Linked DNA regions of Homo sapiens: region 1 is linked to region 2. A link is a loop called in an ENCODE intact Hi-C map of the cell type or tissue named here. Cell type or tissue: Caco-2. All regions are shown on one strand. Each heading gives the region's core, and the rest is flanking DNA. Links, peaks and the distances in the headings are about the cores only.

What was found. Hi-C counts contacts between places; a loop is a spot of excess contacts. Peaks named below come from ENCODE experiments on the same cell type or tissue, not always from the same donor. Only the 100,000 strongest peaks of a DNase experiment are listed, where the experiment ranks them.
Region 1: it touches region 2 in a loop (18-fold over the local background); 4 of 110 quality-filtered maps call a loop at or near these places.

The regions. Positions count from the first base shown.
Region 1 is chr11:58,847,450-58,855,789 of GRCh38, reverse strand. It overlaps a transcript of GLYATL2 not described here. Among named protein-coding and RNA genes, the nearest start is that of GLYATL2, 6.9 kb to the right of the region's middle. In Caco-2, for the core only: no CTCF peak of the experiment used is centred there; a DNase peak (open chromatin) is centred at 5,159.
Region 2 is chr11:58,897,283-58,905,622 of GRCh38, reverse strand. It overlaps a transcript of GLYATL2 not described here and a transcript of GLYATL1 not described here. Among named protein-coding and RNA genes, the nearest start is that of GLYATL1, 38 kb to the left of the region's middle. RefSeq lists an enhancer at 1-239. In Caco-2, for the core only: a CTCF peak has its summit at 4,636 (motif pointing right); a DNase peak (open chromatin) is centred at 4,612.

The DNA.
Region 1 (8,340 bases), core at 311-8,310, 50 kb after region 2:
TTGTAAAAGATTATCCAGAAGATCTAGCTAAGATAATTGTTGAAGGTGGCTACACCAAACAACAAATTCCCCATGTAGATGACACAGGTTTCTTTTGGAAGAAGATGCCATCAAGGACTTTCAGAGCTGGAAAGGGGAAGACAATGCCTAACTTCAAAGCTGCAAAGGACAGGCTGACTTTCTCATTAGAGTTTATGCAGCTGGTTATTTTAAGTTGAAGCCAATGCTCACTTACCATTCCAAAAATCCTGGGGTCCTTAAGAATTATGCTAAATAGAGTTTGCCTATTCTCTACAAATGGAAGAACAAAACCTAGATTGCAGCACCATCTATTTACAGCGTGGTTTACTGAATATTTTAAGCCTACAATTGAGACCTAATGCTCACGAAAAATATATTCTTATAAAAATATTACTGCTCATTGAAAAAGCACCTATTCATTCAAGAGCTCTGATGGAGATGTACAAGGACATTAATTTTTTTTCATGCTTGCTAACATACATCCATTCTGCAGCTCATAGATCAAGGAGTAATTTCAACTTTACAAGTCTTATTATTTATCATTCTCTAAGGCTATAGCTGCAATACATTGTGATTTCTCTGATGGATCAGGGCAAAGTAAATTGAAAATCTCTTGGAAGGATTTTCCATTCCATATGCCATTTAAAACATTCATGATCCATGGGAGGAGATCAAGCTATCAACATCAACAGGAATTTGGAAGAAGGTGATTCCAATCCTTGCAGATAACTTTGAAGTGTTCAAGATTTAAATGGAGGAAGTAACTGCAGATGTGGTGGAAATAACAAGAGAACTAAAATTAGAAGTAGAGCCTGAAGTTCTGACTGAATTGCTACAATCTCATGATAAAACCTGAATGGATAAGAAATTGCTTCTTATGGATGAGCAAAGAAAGTGACCTCTTAAAATAGAAACTACTCGTGGTGAAGATTTTGTGAACATTGCTGAAATGATAACAAAGGATTTCTAATGTTATGTAAATCTATTTGATAAAGCTGTAGCGAGGGTTGAAAGGGTTGATTCCAATTTTGAATGAAGTTTTACTGTGGGTAAAATGCTACCAAATAGCATTTTGATTTCAGACAAATCTTTTCTGAAAGGAAGAGTTAATCAATGCAACAAGCTTATTTGTTGTCTTATTTTTAGAAATTGCCTTAGCTACCTTAATCTTCAGGAAGTCCCACCCTGGTCAGCAGCCATCAACACTAAAATAAGACCTTGCACCAGCAAAAAAGATTGCAACTCTTTGAAAGCTCAGATTATCCTTAGCATTTTTAGCAGTAAATTATTTTAAAATTACTATAGGTACTTTTTAAAGACATAATGCAATTGGACACCTAATAGACTACAGTATAGAGTGAACATAACTTTTATATGCACTGGGAAACCATAAACTTCGTGTGACTTGCTTTACTGGAATACCCACTTTATTGCAGTGGTCTGGAACTAAACCCTCCATATCTCTGAGGCAGGCATGTATGTTAAACAGATATCTGCACTTCTATGTACATTGTAGAATTATTCACAATAGCCAAGACATAGAGTCAACCTAAGTGTCTATCAACAGATTAATGAACATTAAAAATGTGGTATATATGCACAATAGAATACTAATCAGCTTTTAAAAAGAAGGAAATTCGGTCATTTGAAACCACATAGATGAACTTGGAGTACATTATGTTAAGTAAAATAAACCAGGCACAGAAAGACAAATATCACATTATCTACCTTATATGTGAAATCTGAAAAAGTTAAATTCATAGAAGCAGAGAGTATAATGGTGGTTACCAGACATTGGAGGAGGTGGTAGGGACTGGGGAGATGGTCACAGGATACAAAATTTCAGTTAGATAGTAGGAGCAGTCCAATAAATCTATTGTGCAGCATGGTGACTATACTTAAATATACTATTTTATGAAAATTGTTATTAGAATACATTTTAAGTGTTCTCACCAAAACCTTAAAAGTATATGATAGTGCATATATTAATTAGCTCTATTGTGCCATTTTACAATGTATACATACTTTAAAACATCATGTTGTACTCAATAAATATATACAATTTTCATTTGTAAATAAATAGTTAATAATTAGAAAACGTATTCACTACGAAAAAAATATAAGGACATAGATTTGTTTCAGAGTCCCAATTTTGAAAACCAAAAATTAAATATTCATTTCTTTTTCTCCTGGCCGTGATTTTCTAAAAGGTGTCAGAGCCCACCCAAACATATGATACTTCCAGTTGATACTACAGTCGTCCCTCAGTATCCTGGAGGAATTGGTTCCAGGACCCCCAGTGATACTAAAATCCACTCATGCTCAAGTTCTGCAATTGGCTCTGTGGAACCTGCAGATAGGAAAAGTCAGCCTTCTGTGTACACAGGTTTTGAATCCTGCAAATACTTTATTTTTGATCTGTATTTGGTTGCAGATGTGGAACCTACCAATATGGAGGATTGACTGTTTTTATTGAAAAAGATCCAACCATAAGTGGACCCATGCAGTTCACACCTATGTTGTTCAAGGGTCAATTGTGTTTGTCAGGATATTTAATAATTATAAATATTCGTATTGCCCCAAATCCTTCAAACAATCTTGGGGTCAGTATAATTGTCTATACTTTATAGATAAAGGAAACGTTACTTAGATGAATTCATCTAAAGTCACACAGGTGATTAAATGGCAGTGGTAAAACTATGTTTGAATAAATGACTAAATGATTCTTGATTACACGTGCAAATCAAAGAAACACCAAATAAATGAATACCAAATATATTGCTATGATATAGAGATACTTTACTCATTAGCATTGTTGGTTACAAGCACTTCACTGGCTGACTTAGGCAAAAAAGAATTCATTATTGAGGAAAGACCTTAGCACTCAGCTTGGGAACAGAGAGCAACTCTTAAGGACCATATTGTGTTCCCTCAAAATTCACATGTTGAAGGCTTAACCCCCAATGTGACTGTATTTGGAGACAGAGCCTTTAGGGAAGTAGTTAACGATTAAAGAGACTTCTAGATCAACAAGGAAACTGGCAGATAATATGGTCTCAAATAGCTGATGGCAATTAGAAGAAGAATATTTGTCTGTACATCTCACTTGAGAGCTCTTGGCAAAGGTTCTGTGGCCTTAATCCTGGATCGGCTATTTTCATTTCATGTAATTTTGAGCAAGCTATTTACCCTATCTCTATCTCAATTTCCTGCTCCATAAAATGTGGATAATAGTAATGATTACCTCATAGAGTTGTTGTGAGGACCAAATGAAACAATATACTAAGAAGTTTGAATGTACCTGGCATATTGTTAATTTCTCAATAAATGTAGGTCATTGTTATTCAAAACGTATAGTCAGGCAATTTGGAAACATCACTGAATTTCTGTTAGTTACATTCTCAGTGTCCTTTAATTGAATGTCCATAGCAGCTTTAAAAGACTTTCCTGGTAATAGCAAATTCTTCTTCCTGAAGCATGAGGAAAAACTGGAGATGGGGTTGGGTATCTAATAGCCCCTACTGCAGAATTTTTATTGAGACTCATACGATCTCATGGAAAGAGGGTTAAGGGAACTGAGTTTAGAAGGAGTGAGCCTATGAAAGTTCTGCCAGAAGTAAACACATTCATAAATATAGTCATTTGGTTTCACAGTCATGAAAATATCTTAATGAAGACTTTAAGCAAATTATCATCTACCAATTTACATATTATTTCCATTCAAAGAATTAAAATTATTGATGCTTCTAGTGGATCAATCCAGAAACTCAGATGCCAGCCTTCTCACTCTTTCTCAATCAATGACCAAATTCTGCAAACTCTACCTTTGAATTATCTCAAATCTATGGATCTCTTCTCGTCTCAGTAGGCTATCATGCTAGCTCAGGTGGCAATCATCCCTTGTGTGTATCCCACTAACAGACATCTTCCTCCCAACCATGTTTTTCCAGTCCTAACTTTCCAGTGGCTTGCCATCTCCCCTGTGATGATTTAGAAACTCTTTAACATTACTTATGAATCTTTTCCCACATGTCACCCACCTATTTCTGTAGTTCTACAGAAGTGAGGAAGATACACCCAGGAACCATATAATAGTAATCATGTCTCTCAGATGTCTGGAGTTTCTGGCAGTGTCCAAATATTATGTAATACAATTCTTTGGAAGAAGGCCAACTCAATTGTCTATCTTTTTTGTTTTTTTAATTCTTTTTAATATTTAATTTTTGTGGGTACAGAGTATGTGCATATACTGATGCAAAAATCCTCAACAAAATACTAGCAAACCAAATTCAACAATAACATTAGAAAGATTATTCATCATGACCAACTGGGATGTATCCCTAGGATGCAAGGATAGTTCAAAATATGCAAATCAACCAGTGCGATACACCATATCAACAGAATGAAAGATAAAATCCATATAATCATCTCAATGGATGCTAAAAAGGGTAGTGGCCAGCCCCACAGGGTCTGTGCGTTTTTCTCCACATGTGCAGAGATGAGAGATCATAGAAATAAAGACACAAGACAAAGAGATAAAAGAAAAGACAACTGGGCCCGGGGGACCACTACCACCAAGATGCGGAGACCAGTAGTGGCCCCGAATGCCTGGCTGCACTGTTATTTATTGGATACAAGGCAAAAGGGGCAGGGTAAAGAGTGTGAGTCATCTCCAATGATTGATAAGGTCACGTGAGTCACGTGTCCACCAGACAGGGGGCCCTTCCCTGTTTGGCAGCCAAGGCAGAGAGAGTACAGCTTATGCCATTATTTATTCTATGCTCTTTTCAGAAAGATCAAAGACTTTAATACTTTCACTAATTTTGCTACTGCTATCTAGAGGGCAGAGCCAGGTGCCCAGAGTAGAACATGAAAGTGAAACAGGAGCATGACCGCTGAAGCACAGCATCACAGGGAGATGGTTAGGCCTCCAGATAACTGTGGGTGGGCCTGACTGATGTCAGGCCCTCCACAAGAGTGGTGGAGCAGAGTCTTCTCTAAACTCCCCTGGGGAAAGGGAGACTCCCTTTCCTGGTCTGCTAAGTAGCAGGTGCTTTTCCTTGGCACTGATGCTACCGCTAGACCATGTCCACTTGGTAATGGGCATCTTCCCAGATGCTGGCATTACTGCTAGACCAAGGAGCCATCTAGTGGCCCTGTCTGGGCATGACAGAGGGCTCACACTCTCGTCTTCTGGTCACTTCTCACCATGCCCCTTCAGCTCCTATCTCTGTATGGCCTGGTTTTTCCTGGGTTATGATTGTAGAGTGAAGATTATTATAATATTGGAATAAAGAGTAATTGCTACAAATTAATGATTAATGATATTCATATATAATCATATCTATGATCTATATCTAGTATAACTCTTGTTATTTTATATATTTATCACACTGGAACAGCTCGTGCCCTCGGTCTCTTGCCTCAGGTGGCTTACCGCCCACAAAAAAGCATTTGATAAGATTCAACATCCCTTCATAATAAAACCTCTGAACAAACTGGGAATAGAAGAAACATGCCTCAACAGGTTAAAAGCTATATATGACAGACCTACAGCTAGTATCACACTGAATGGGGAAAAGCTGAAAGCCTTTTTTCCAATAGCTGGAACACAACAAAGATGCCCACTTTTACCAGGGTTTGCTAGTATTTTGATGAGGATTTTTGCATCAATATTCATCAGAAATATTGGACTGTAGTTTTCTGTGTTTTGATGTGTCTTCGGTTTTGGTATCAGGATAATATTTGCCTCATAGAATGAGTTTGGAAGTATTCCCTTCTCTATTTTTTTCACTTTTCCTGTTTTTCTATTGGAATTGTTTATCTTTTTTTAATTATACTTTAAGTTCTGGGATACATGTGCTGAACGTGCAGCTTTGTTCCATAGGTATAAGCGAGCTATGGTAGTTTGCTGCACCCATCAACCTGTCATCTACATTAGGTATTTCTCCTAATACTATCCCTCTCCCAGGCCCCCACCTACCAGCAGGCTCCAGTGTATGATGTTCCCCTCCCTTTGTCCATGTGTTCTCATTGTTCAACTCCCACTTATAAGTGAGAACATGCGGTGTTTGGTTTTCTGTTCTTGTGTTAGTTTGCTGCCTTCTCCTGCATTTTTCAGAACAGTTTGAGTAGGATTGATATTCTTCTTTAAATGTTTGGTAGAATTCAGCAGTGAAGCTGTCAGATCCTGGGCTTTTCTTTACTGAGAGACTTTAGTATAGCTTCAGTCTTGTGTCTTGCTATTGGTCTGTTCAGGTTTTGGATTTTGACCTCGTTCAATCTTGGTGGATCATATGTGTCTAGAAATTTGTCATTTTTTTTAGGTTTTCCAATTTATTGATATATAGGCCAGGTGTGGTGGCTCATGCCTGTAATCCTAGCACTTTGGGAGGCCAAGGTAGGTGGATTGCTTGAGCTCAGGTGTTTCTATTTAGGATAAAAGTAGTTTATACACCACAGTTAACAGCGTTATAATATTCTGTCTGTTCGTGTGTACTTATTATTACCTGTGAGTTTTAAAACTTCTGGTGATTATTTATTGCTCACTAATGTTCCTTTCTTTCTCAATGTTCTGTTCTTTCTTTAGCATTTCTTGTAGGAAAGGTCTGATATTGATGAAATCCCTCAGCTCTTGTCTGGGAAAGTATTCTTCCTTCATTTTTGAAGAATATTTTTGTGAGATAATATTCTAGGGTAAAAGGTATTTTTCCTTCAGCACTTTAAGTGTGTCATGCCACTGTCTCCTAGGTTTCCACTGAAAAATCTGCTGTCAGATGTATTGTATCTCCATTGTATGTTATTTATTTCTTTTCTCTTGCTGCTTTTATGTTTCTTTCTCCTTGACCTTTGGGAGTTTGATTTTAAATGCCTTGAGATAGTCTTTGGGTTAAATCTGCTTGGTGTTCTACAACTTTCCTGTACTCAGATACTGATATCTTTCTCTGGTATGGGGAAGTTCTCTGTTATTATTTCTTTAAATAAACTTTCTACCCCATCTCCATCTCTACCTTCTCTTTAAGGCCAATAATTCTTAGATTTGCCCTTTCAAGGCTATTTTCTATAACCTGTAGATGTGTTTTGTTGTTTTTTAATTTTTTTATTTTGTATCTTTTGAAAGCGCATTTTTAAATAGCCTGTCTTCAAGCTCACTAATTCTTTTTTCTGCTTTGTTAATTCTGCGAATAAAGGTCCCTGATAGATTCTTCAGTATGACAATTGCATTTTTCAGCTCCAGAATTTCTGATTCTTTTTAACTATTTCAATCTGTCTGTTAAATGTATCTGATAGAATTCTGCATTTCTTCTCTGTGTTATCTTAAGTTTCTTTGAGTTTCCTCAACACAGGTATTCTGAATTCTCTCTCTGAAGGGTCACATATCTCCATTTCTCCAGGATTGGTCCCAGGTGTCTTATTAAGTTGATTTGGTGAGGTCCCATTCTTCTCAATGCTGTAGATGCTAGTAGATGTTCTTCAGTGTCTGAGCACTGAAGAGTTAGGTGTTTGCTCTAGTCTTCACTGTCTGGGCTTATTTGTAGCCATCCTTGTTGGAAAGGCTTTCCAGATATTTGAAAAGATGTAGGTATCATGATTTAAGCTGTCTCTACTTCAGAGAGCATCCCAAGCCCAGTAATACTGTGGTTTTTGAAGACTCATAAAGGTACCGCCTCAATAGTCTTGGAGAAGATATGGGAGAATTCTCTGGATTACCAGGCAGAGACTGTTCTGTTTTCTTCCCTTACTTTCTCAAAAAAAAAAAAAAAAAAAAAAAGCCTCTCTCTCTGTTCTGAGCCAACTAAAATTGGGGGTGGAGTGACATAAGCACTCCTGTGGCCACCGCCATTATGACTGTGCTAGATCAGGCCTGAGGTCCGCACAGCACTGCATCTTGACCAAGGCCTGCTGTAATCACTCCTTGGCTACTGCCTATGTTCACTTAAGGCTCTGGAACTCTACAATCAGAAGGTAGCAAAGCCAGCAAGGCCTGTGTGCTTCCCATCAGGGCAGTGAGATTCCTCAGGCCCTGAGATACAGATGTGCTGTCCAGAAGTCAAGGACTAGAGTCAAAAACATTAGAGGGCTACCTGGTGTTCTATTATATTGCAGTTGAGCTGAGGTTCAAACCACAAGATGAAGTTCTTCCCACTTTTGCCTTTTCTTTCCAAAGACAGAGGAGTCTCACCACATAGTCACCCCTACCCACTGGTTGCCAGACTACCAACCAGTGTTCTCTTAAGGCCTAAGGGCTCTTAAATCAGCTTGTAGTAAAGTCTACCTGGCCTGGGACTCACCTTTCCGGGCAGTGGGCTTCCTTCTGGC
Region 2 (8,340 bases), core at 228-8,227:
TCATCGGCGTCCCCTGTCTCCCAGTGGAAGCCAAGGAGGGGTTGCGCGGCAGCCGGGTGGGTATGGGAGATGCCTGGCGGTTTCGCGCTTTTTCCGCCTTTTGATTGCGAGTGGGAGCAGCGCGCTGAGGAGAGCTGCAAGGGGAATAGCCCGCCAAGGTGCTTCGGTGTGTGGCCATTGCTGCCCTTCTGCCGCTGATGGGTCGGCGGCGGTGGCGGGACGTGCATCCAGGCGGGATCCAGCGGCAGCAGCAGAGAGAGCTCCACCCTGATGATGCAGAGGCCCAGCTTCCAGCTGACTGCAAGTCGCAGAGCAGGCTGCACCCGCGTCTGCGTGAGGTCTAGAGGGACTTGGCCTGCTCCGCAAATGATCCAACTTCGTGGAGGGGCTGGCGAACACAGACAATGCCAGTCTGGACGAGGAAGGGGCCAGCACTGCTTAGGCCTGTTTCCCAGGACGCGCATTACTGGGTGCGGAACTTTACCCCTCAGATGAAGAGTATTTAGGCCTGTTTCCCAGGAGGCGCATTACTGGGTGTGGAACTTTACCCTTCGGATGAAGACTCCAGAGTTGGGTATCTCCAAAGTGATAATCAAGTAAGTGCTTTGCATGGGGCTTGAGAAAACATCTTACTGTTTAAGAACAGAACGTCTTACTGTCTAAGAACATGAATAGAAGGAGATGCCTTCAGTATTGAGTGTTATTTTTGAGAAGTTGGTCAAAGAAGGGGAGAAGATGGTGGATTAATAGATGATGGTGAAAATTATTTTGTAACTCATAGAAGGACAGATGTTTATGTAAAAGTTGATAGTTTTGGTGGAATCATGAGCATGTTTCTGAACTTAATGTAAAATACACAGAGACTCCTGAAATCACTTAAATTACACGGGTCTTGTGGTGTTTGGAAAGAGCAAACTTTAGAAGTGTAATTGTAAAAATAATATCAAACAGAAACAGGGAAGAGAAAAACGTAAAGACAGCTTTCTCAAATCGCTGTTATTCTTGAATCATCTGAAAGCAGTGCACATGACTGGCACTAATATGCATCGGAGAGTAAATCATTGCACAAGGAGACTTGATCTTCTTTTCATTGTAGAATCTGGAGGAAAAAAGCTGTTAAAAGCAAGAGGTGGTAGAGAATAGTATTGTCGAAAGTTTCTGACATCACTGGAGATAGAGAATTTTCCCTGGAAAAAAGTGCTCCTTAGGGAGGAGCATCTGCACATTCCATTAGCATAAAGCACCTGGTCGGCCATATGAAGAAGTCTGGATTTTGTTATAAATATGAAATTTATTTTAAATGGAGGATTTGTAGCAAGGAGTAATATAACCTGACATATTTTTAAAAATCTCTCTGGCAGCTGCGTGGGGGACAAACTCTAGGAGGACAATAGGAGGTGTGGAAGGGAGAAGATGGCTAAGAGTATATCCCAGGATTGCAAAGATGTCGGAGCCCAGCCTCAGACGGTAATGGTGGAGGTGTTAGAAAATGCTGAATTCCACATTTATTTTGAAGGGCGAGCCCATGGAATTGGCTTGTGAATGGGGTTTTCCATAAATAAGAGAAAAAGAGAGCTCAATATGATTCTTGGGCTTTTGACTTGAGCAACTAGAAAGATAAAGTCTGCATTAAGTGATATGGGGAAGTCTGAGGAAGGAGATGCTGTGTGTGCCAGGAGTGATGAGTGTGTCAGTAATTCTACTTTTGATATATTGACTTGGAGATACTAATCCACTCCAACTGAAAAATAAGGAGAGAAGTGGACACTCAACACATGCGGGTGAATGCCCAGAGAGCCTTAAGAAGGGGCAAGAGGCTGAACTTGGGAGAGAAGAGCATAGATCAAAATAAAAGACACACAAAAGGAGAAAGAGAGGGAAACTAGGACTTATGATGGTAATGTTGGCCATTAACTGAGAATTATTTTATTTTATTTTATTTTGTTTTTTGAGACAGAGTCTTGTTTTATTGCCCAGGCTGGAGTGCAGTGTTACAATCTCAGTTCACTGTAAGCTCAACCTCCTGGGTTTAGGTGATTCTCATGCCTCAGCCTCCTGAGCAGCTGGTATTACAAGTGCCTGTCACCACGCCCGGATACTTTTTGTATTTTTAATAGAGATGGAGTTTCACCATGTTGGCAAGTCTGGGGTCGAACTCCTGACCTCAGGTGCTCTGCTTGCCTCAGCCTTCCAATGTGCTGTGGTTACAGATATGAGCCACTGCACCAGGCCTGAGAAATATAATTAAAGTACAGGGAAAATTAAAAGGGAGAAGAAAGTTCACAGAGAGAGATCATGGCAAATGATAAATACAAAATCCTGCCTTGTTTCCCAGATTCCCTGTGTCTTAGGTGCCCTGTATTTTACCTCCCCTTGAACCACTCTTGTCCCTTTGTAATGGTACTCCAAGCAGCACTGCTGTACACCAATTCCAGAGCTTCCCTGCTCCTTGAGCCTAGGAATAGCTATGCTTCTAATTCCTCTTCATTTGCTCATCATTGGAGTAACAGCTGAACCACACAATTGGAATAAGTAACCTGACGTCATTTTTAGTACCAATCTTCCATTTCTTCCTTAAGTATAAAAGTGACCCTCACAGAGAAACTAACTACCTAGAGCTATAGGTCCAGAGTAGAGCTCTAGCTTTGATTTTCCTTTTGCAGCTATGGTCTGAGAGCTTGGATGCAATCCACTGCAATTTGATATCAGTGACAGGGTAGGGATGCTCAGGGAATCTGTTGAGCCACCAAGGAAGCCTCACTTTCAGCTAATGCTTACATGGGGCTGTGGAAGTTGTCCAGCATCCCTGAGGACAGAGTGTTTGCCCTGAAAAAGAACATTCCCTTGGCAGAAAGCATCTTGTTGGCTGGATTTTATTATAAATGTGATGAGAATACTTTTGGCCAAGTAACTGGTCGTTGGGTCATTTTGTGGTAGTCAAACCCACAAAGAAGAAAAGCCCTCACATGGTCGGGTGAGGTGGGAATGGATCAAGCACTAAGGCCAGGTCTGGTGAAGTTAGGGAGTAAGGCCAGTGTTTATGGAAAGGGATTCCTTCATGAACCCCTAAAAGATGCTTCTAAACTCTAACAGTAGGCTGATGTCTGTATTTAGAGTTGCAAACAACATGTTCTGGGAATACAGAGGAAGGCACCACTGCCTCTACCTTGGGAGTATATCACAGAGAATGAGATTTATATTTGGACTTGATGGATGAGAGATGAGTAGGAGTTTGACAGAAGAAAAGAGTGGAACTGTCTGGATGTACAATGGCAGAAGTGGCAGGAAGGACTGAGGAGAATTGGCTTCTGGGGATGTGTCAGACATAAGGGCCTGGGCACCACATAATGGAGCTTGCAATGGGGTATGTGAAAGCTTAGATGAGATGGTTTTTTTCCTGTCCTCCTGTGGGTTCATAGTGGGCTCACCTCACTCACTCCTGCTAACAACCTGCCCCTATTGATAGATAGCTGAAATGGGGTCTCTAAGCCTCCAGCAACAGCTTAGGAGCCAGCCTTGAAGTACTGGCAGCTAACACTTCCCATATAGACCCCGTAGTCCATCCTATCTTAGGAAGACAATGCACTCATGGGGATGGTAACATCCACCTCCAGACTCCAGAGGCTCCAAGGAGCCTCTCTCTCTCTTCAAGTAAAGAAATATTCACTGAGCTGTGTGTAGAGGTTTACATGGTTTGGGACCAACATGTGGCTGGGTGACTTCACTTCCATCCTCATACAGTGGTACTCGGAGATGAATGGGGGGTAGAGTGATCAAGATTTAGTTCAATGTCTACCTCCAGTGGGGCAGTGCTTGGTAGTTGACTCATTTTGGTCTCTTTTGATGTTCACAGTCACCCATTGAGGTAGGTGTGACTGTTGATCCCATTTCACAGATTAGGACAGGATAATTTGCTAGAGGTCACAGGACTAGTTGGGGGAGGGAAAGGCTGTCAGGTAGGATTTTAACCTTAGAGCTTCACGTTTTCTTAGGATCTTGCAGGGAGACCTTGAGCAAATTCCTTTCCCTCTTGGTGGGGGTGGGGGAAGTCTCCATTCCCTAAGTATAAATTAAAGAGATCTGCCAGTTTGTGATTCTCTTTACTTTAAAGTTCAACCGTATCACTTGGATAGGTGTTTTGTTTGTTTGTTTGTTTGTTTTAATGGGGATTCTGGGAACCCAAATATATTTAAGTTCAATAGGTCTGGGGTGAGGCCCAGTAATCTGCAGCTTTTAACAAATCCGGACATCAACATAACTACCTGAGAAACTCAAGCAAAATGTATGATGCATGAAAATCTTATTGTGAGCTGGTCAAAACACATATCGCTGAGCTCCATCGGTAGAGATCCTGTTTTGATACCTTTGGTTGGACTGTGGCTCGGTAATTTGCATTTCTTAGAAGTGAGTCCGTTCAGCTGGTCAACCGCCCCGCCTGTCTCTCTGTGACCCTCCCAGGGCGTCAGCGGTGCTTTTTTACTTGCATCTTGTGGGAAAAGGATCCGCGCAGGCAGCCCCCTTTTAGCACCGTCCTGAGTACACAAGCCAAGCGCTTAAATACCTCACTCAGCCCTGGATTTGCAGTTACTCAGGGCAGGCGAAGGCGCGTTTCCGCGTTTGGTATATTCCCGCGTGCTGCCAGCTGATGGCGCCAGAGAACTAACCTACTGGAATAGGGAGGAGAAAAGAAGCAGGGAAGAAAAGCGGGAGGTGAAGATTAAGGCCAATGGTAGCTTCCGTTCTTGGACTCGAAGATTCCCTTAATGGGTTGACATCAATGAAAGCCAATGGTAGCTTCCATGAAAGCCAAAGCTGACCACCCCCCCAAGCTTCCCATTCTCTTAGGAGGCTGCATTTTGGGTGCTAAATGGAGGGATGGGCGTGGGAGATGCTGGGACATGTGTTGGCTGAAGATACACCTGTTAGTCCAAGGTTGCTTCGGCTCATAGTGGCTCAACCCTCTTTGTCAATTAACCTTCTCAGTTAACTAAGGCTGCCTCACCTGTCTTTAGGCAAACCTACCCCCCGTCACGCTGGGTTTTTAGAGTTTTTAAAAGCGTCACGGTGTAAGGCCAGCGTTGCTTTTCGTATTCTTAGCGGGTATTTCTGGTGCTGACAGCGGGGAGCTGCCGGGCGGGAGTAGGAGTGGAGAGAGAATAGGGAGAGAGATAACAGGTGTGAAGCGTCTCTCAATGCCAGGCATCCTGCTTTCGCACCTTCCATAGGTTTTTTCGCAATCGTCTTTCTATTTAATCATTTTCTGTTTCATAGATTAGGAAACCTCAACTAAGTTGCCCAAGGACAGCCCTTGAATAATTTTATCTTCTGTCAGACACCAAAGCCTAAGGTCTCTTATTTTGCAGAGGCTGCTTTGTCAGGATTTCAATGCATGCATGTCCTGCGAATCACTGCTCCTCACTCACTGATCCATCCTGCTGTCCACGCGTTCATTCACTCATTCATTTCTTAGGGGTCATCTACAAGGCATGGGGCTAGTTGCAACTAAAAATACAAAAGAAAAGGGACTCTGCTGTAAAGCAGAGGAGGTTTTTTTAAATGATTTACACAGAATTCCGGTGCTCCGCATGGTTTCGATCTCCCCCCACCCCCCAAAATACTACTGATACCTATTTTGTTCCACACAATTCGATGGACTCTGAAAATACAGAGAGGGGTGAAATCTATCCTTGCCTTTCAGGAGCTTATTGCCGTACGCAAGAGTAATCTCTGAGCTTTAATTTTACATACCAAATTTTTAACAAATTGAGCATCAACTATATATGTATGTGTGTGTATATATATATATTCTGTTGTAATTAACATGTTAAATAAATATTAGGCACACTTAATTTCTTATTTTTTAGATGAAGATGAATCTAAATGCTGGTTCAAGTATGTCCTTTGTTCACCCTAGTGGACCATCTTGGGTGATTCCTGGAGTGCTTTCTCAGACTGCAACCCTAACCCGCTGGTATGTGCTTGGCTCTGTTCCTTCTTTCTGCAGCTGTCTGTCAAATGCCAGTCTTTTGTGGAGGCCCGTCCTAACCCCTTCCTGTTTCCTCTCCTTTTTGTCTGCTCGTATCTGAGGCCTCTTTTCCTATTTATTTGTTGTTCTTTCTCCCTCCATCATCTTCTGTCGTCAAATCATGTGTTGTTTTTCATATACTACACCTGAGTTTATAGGAAATATGTTTACTGTTTTTGTTTTTTTAATTTTTGGTTTAGTTTCTGCCTCCCTGCTCCAGAATGTAAGCTTCAAGAGGGGCAGTGAGGAGTTCTTAACACCCCACACTGACTGAGAAACGGTTGGGAGTGGAGGGAGACAGCTTTGCCCTGTACATCCTGAAATCCCCTGAGGTGGGGGTGGGAGTGGAGGGAAGATCAGGGAATGTCCATTCATTTTATGAACTTGAAGTTGGGTTGAACCCTATTATATCCTGTGATGTTGGTTGTTAATCTCAACCTGAAGCCCTCATCGCTAGTCATCCACTTCTTATTAGCTTTGTGACCTTGAATGAAGGTTCAAGGTTACCTTCTTTCTTTGCACCTCAGTTTCCTTATGTATAAAATGGAAAAAATTAAATTTGGTCATCCTAAAATGTGGATTCATAGGGCATCAGTCCCCTGAGTGTAAAAGAAAAAATATTTGCGTATTTATAAGGCTGCAGAAATTATATTCTTCTGAGGGTCAAATAAATATATTTGTGGTTTTGAAAGTCTTCACATATTATATCAGTAGCATATTTACATCCAGGAAATATTGGAGAAAGAATTTTATTTTATTTTTTTTAAGATGGAGTCTTGCACTGTCGCCCAGGTTGAAGTGCAGTGGCGCGATCTCGGCTCACTGCAAGCTCCACCTCCCAGGTTCACGCCATTCTCCTGCCTGAGCCTCCGGAGTAACTGGGACTACAGGCATCCCACAACGCCCGGCTAATTTTTTGTATTTTTAGTAGAGGCGGGGTTTCCCAGTGTTAGCCAGGATGGTCTCGATCTCCTGACCTTCGTGATCTGCCCGCCTCGGTCTCCGAAAGTGCTGGGATTACAGGCGTCAGTCACTGCACCCGGCCTAGAGAAAGAATTTTAACTAATCAAATAGGAACAGAGATCTCAGATAAGAGCAGATAAAAAAAAAAAAAAGAGGAAACAATAGTGAGTTAAAAACAATCTGGCCAATTTTATGTAGAAAGTTAACTCTAAATGGACAATGTTAGGCTCTCCAGGAAGTGTAATAAAAGCTTTAAAGAAGGGTTCTTTAAATAGAAGAGACACACTGCAAGGGAAATTCTGACCATCTGGAACTAAAACAGCCAGAGATTGGTCTCAGGGGGATGAATGGTAGAAGAATAAAAACATTTGTCTCACTTAGCACACTCATCTGGATGTGAGGAGGCAGCAGAACAGGGAAATGAATCTATTGGAAGATGTCGTCTTATTGGGGTACAGGAGAAAATGGAGAATAACTGGTACTTTATTTTATATAATAGTAAAGAAATTTGTGTTCAATTATGAGCATTAGAAACAAATACTAGTGATTGAATAAAAATTACTAAGGGAATATTATGGATAATTAAGTTAATAAGAGAACTTGATGGATAAGTGAATTAATAAGACTCCATAGTGGAGGCAATTTCCTCTTTTAAAAAGCAGTATCTCTTGAATATATACAGGATATCCTTTTCAAAAGAAAAAAATGTATATGGGGAAACAATTTTCACTCATTTTCTAGGCAATCAATACTTTTCCAGGGATAATCTATGGCTATACAAGAATAATAATTCCTTTTCAATATATTTTCCAAGCAACTAAAAAGTTCAGTGTTTGTAACTGTAATAAGAAGAGTGCTGATCTAGCATGAAATGAAAAGTTTTACCTTAGATATATGTTTCATAAATAGTTTTTATGAAGTCAGGGAATATGCTTACAAAGGGATTACCAAGGCCCTATAACACATGAGTTTGGGGGCACAGGGAGATCAAGATTTAGAATAAAGTTAGGTGAGATCTAGGGCCAAAGGATAGCAGGAGGATGTGTGTGTGTGTGCATTTATGTGTGTGTGTGCGTCCGTGTGTGTGTTGGTTGGGGCAGGTGGGAAGCCTTTGGAGATGGCTGCTAGTGGGGTGCTGTGATCTCTAGGCCTTGGTAGGTCCTTGTGAAGACACACAGTTCTAAAAGGTTGGCACCCTTATAGGTTTTTAAATATTTTTGTTATCCACAGGGGTGACCTTGGACATCATTACAAAAATATAAAAATTTCACCCCTGGGCATGCAGGTTACCCTTCTCATGGTGGCATGGCAAGGCTTGATTTATAAGAGTTTCTTTTGGACTGTCCCCAATT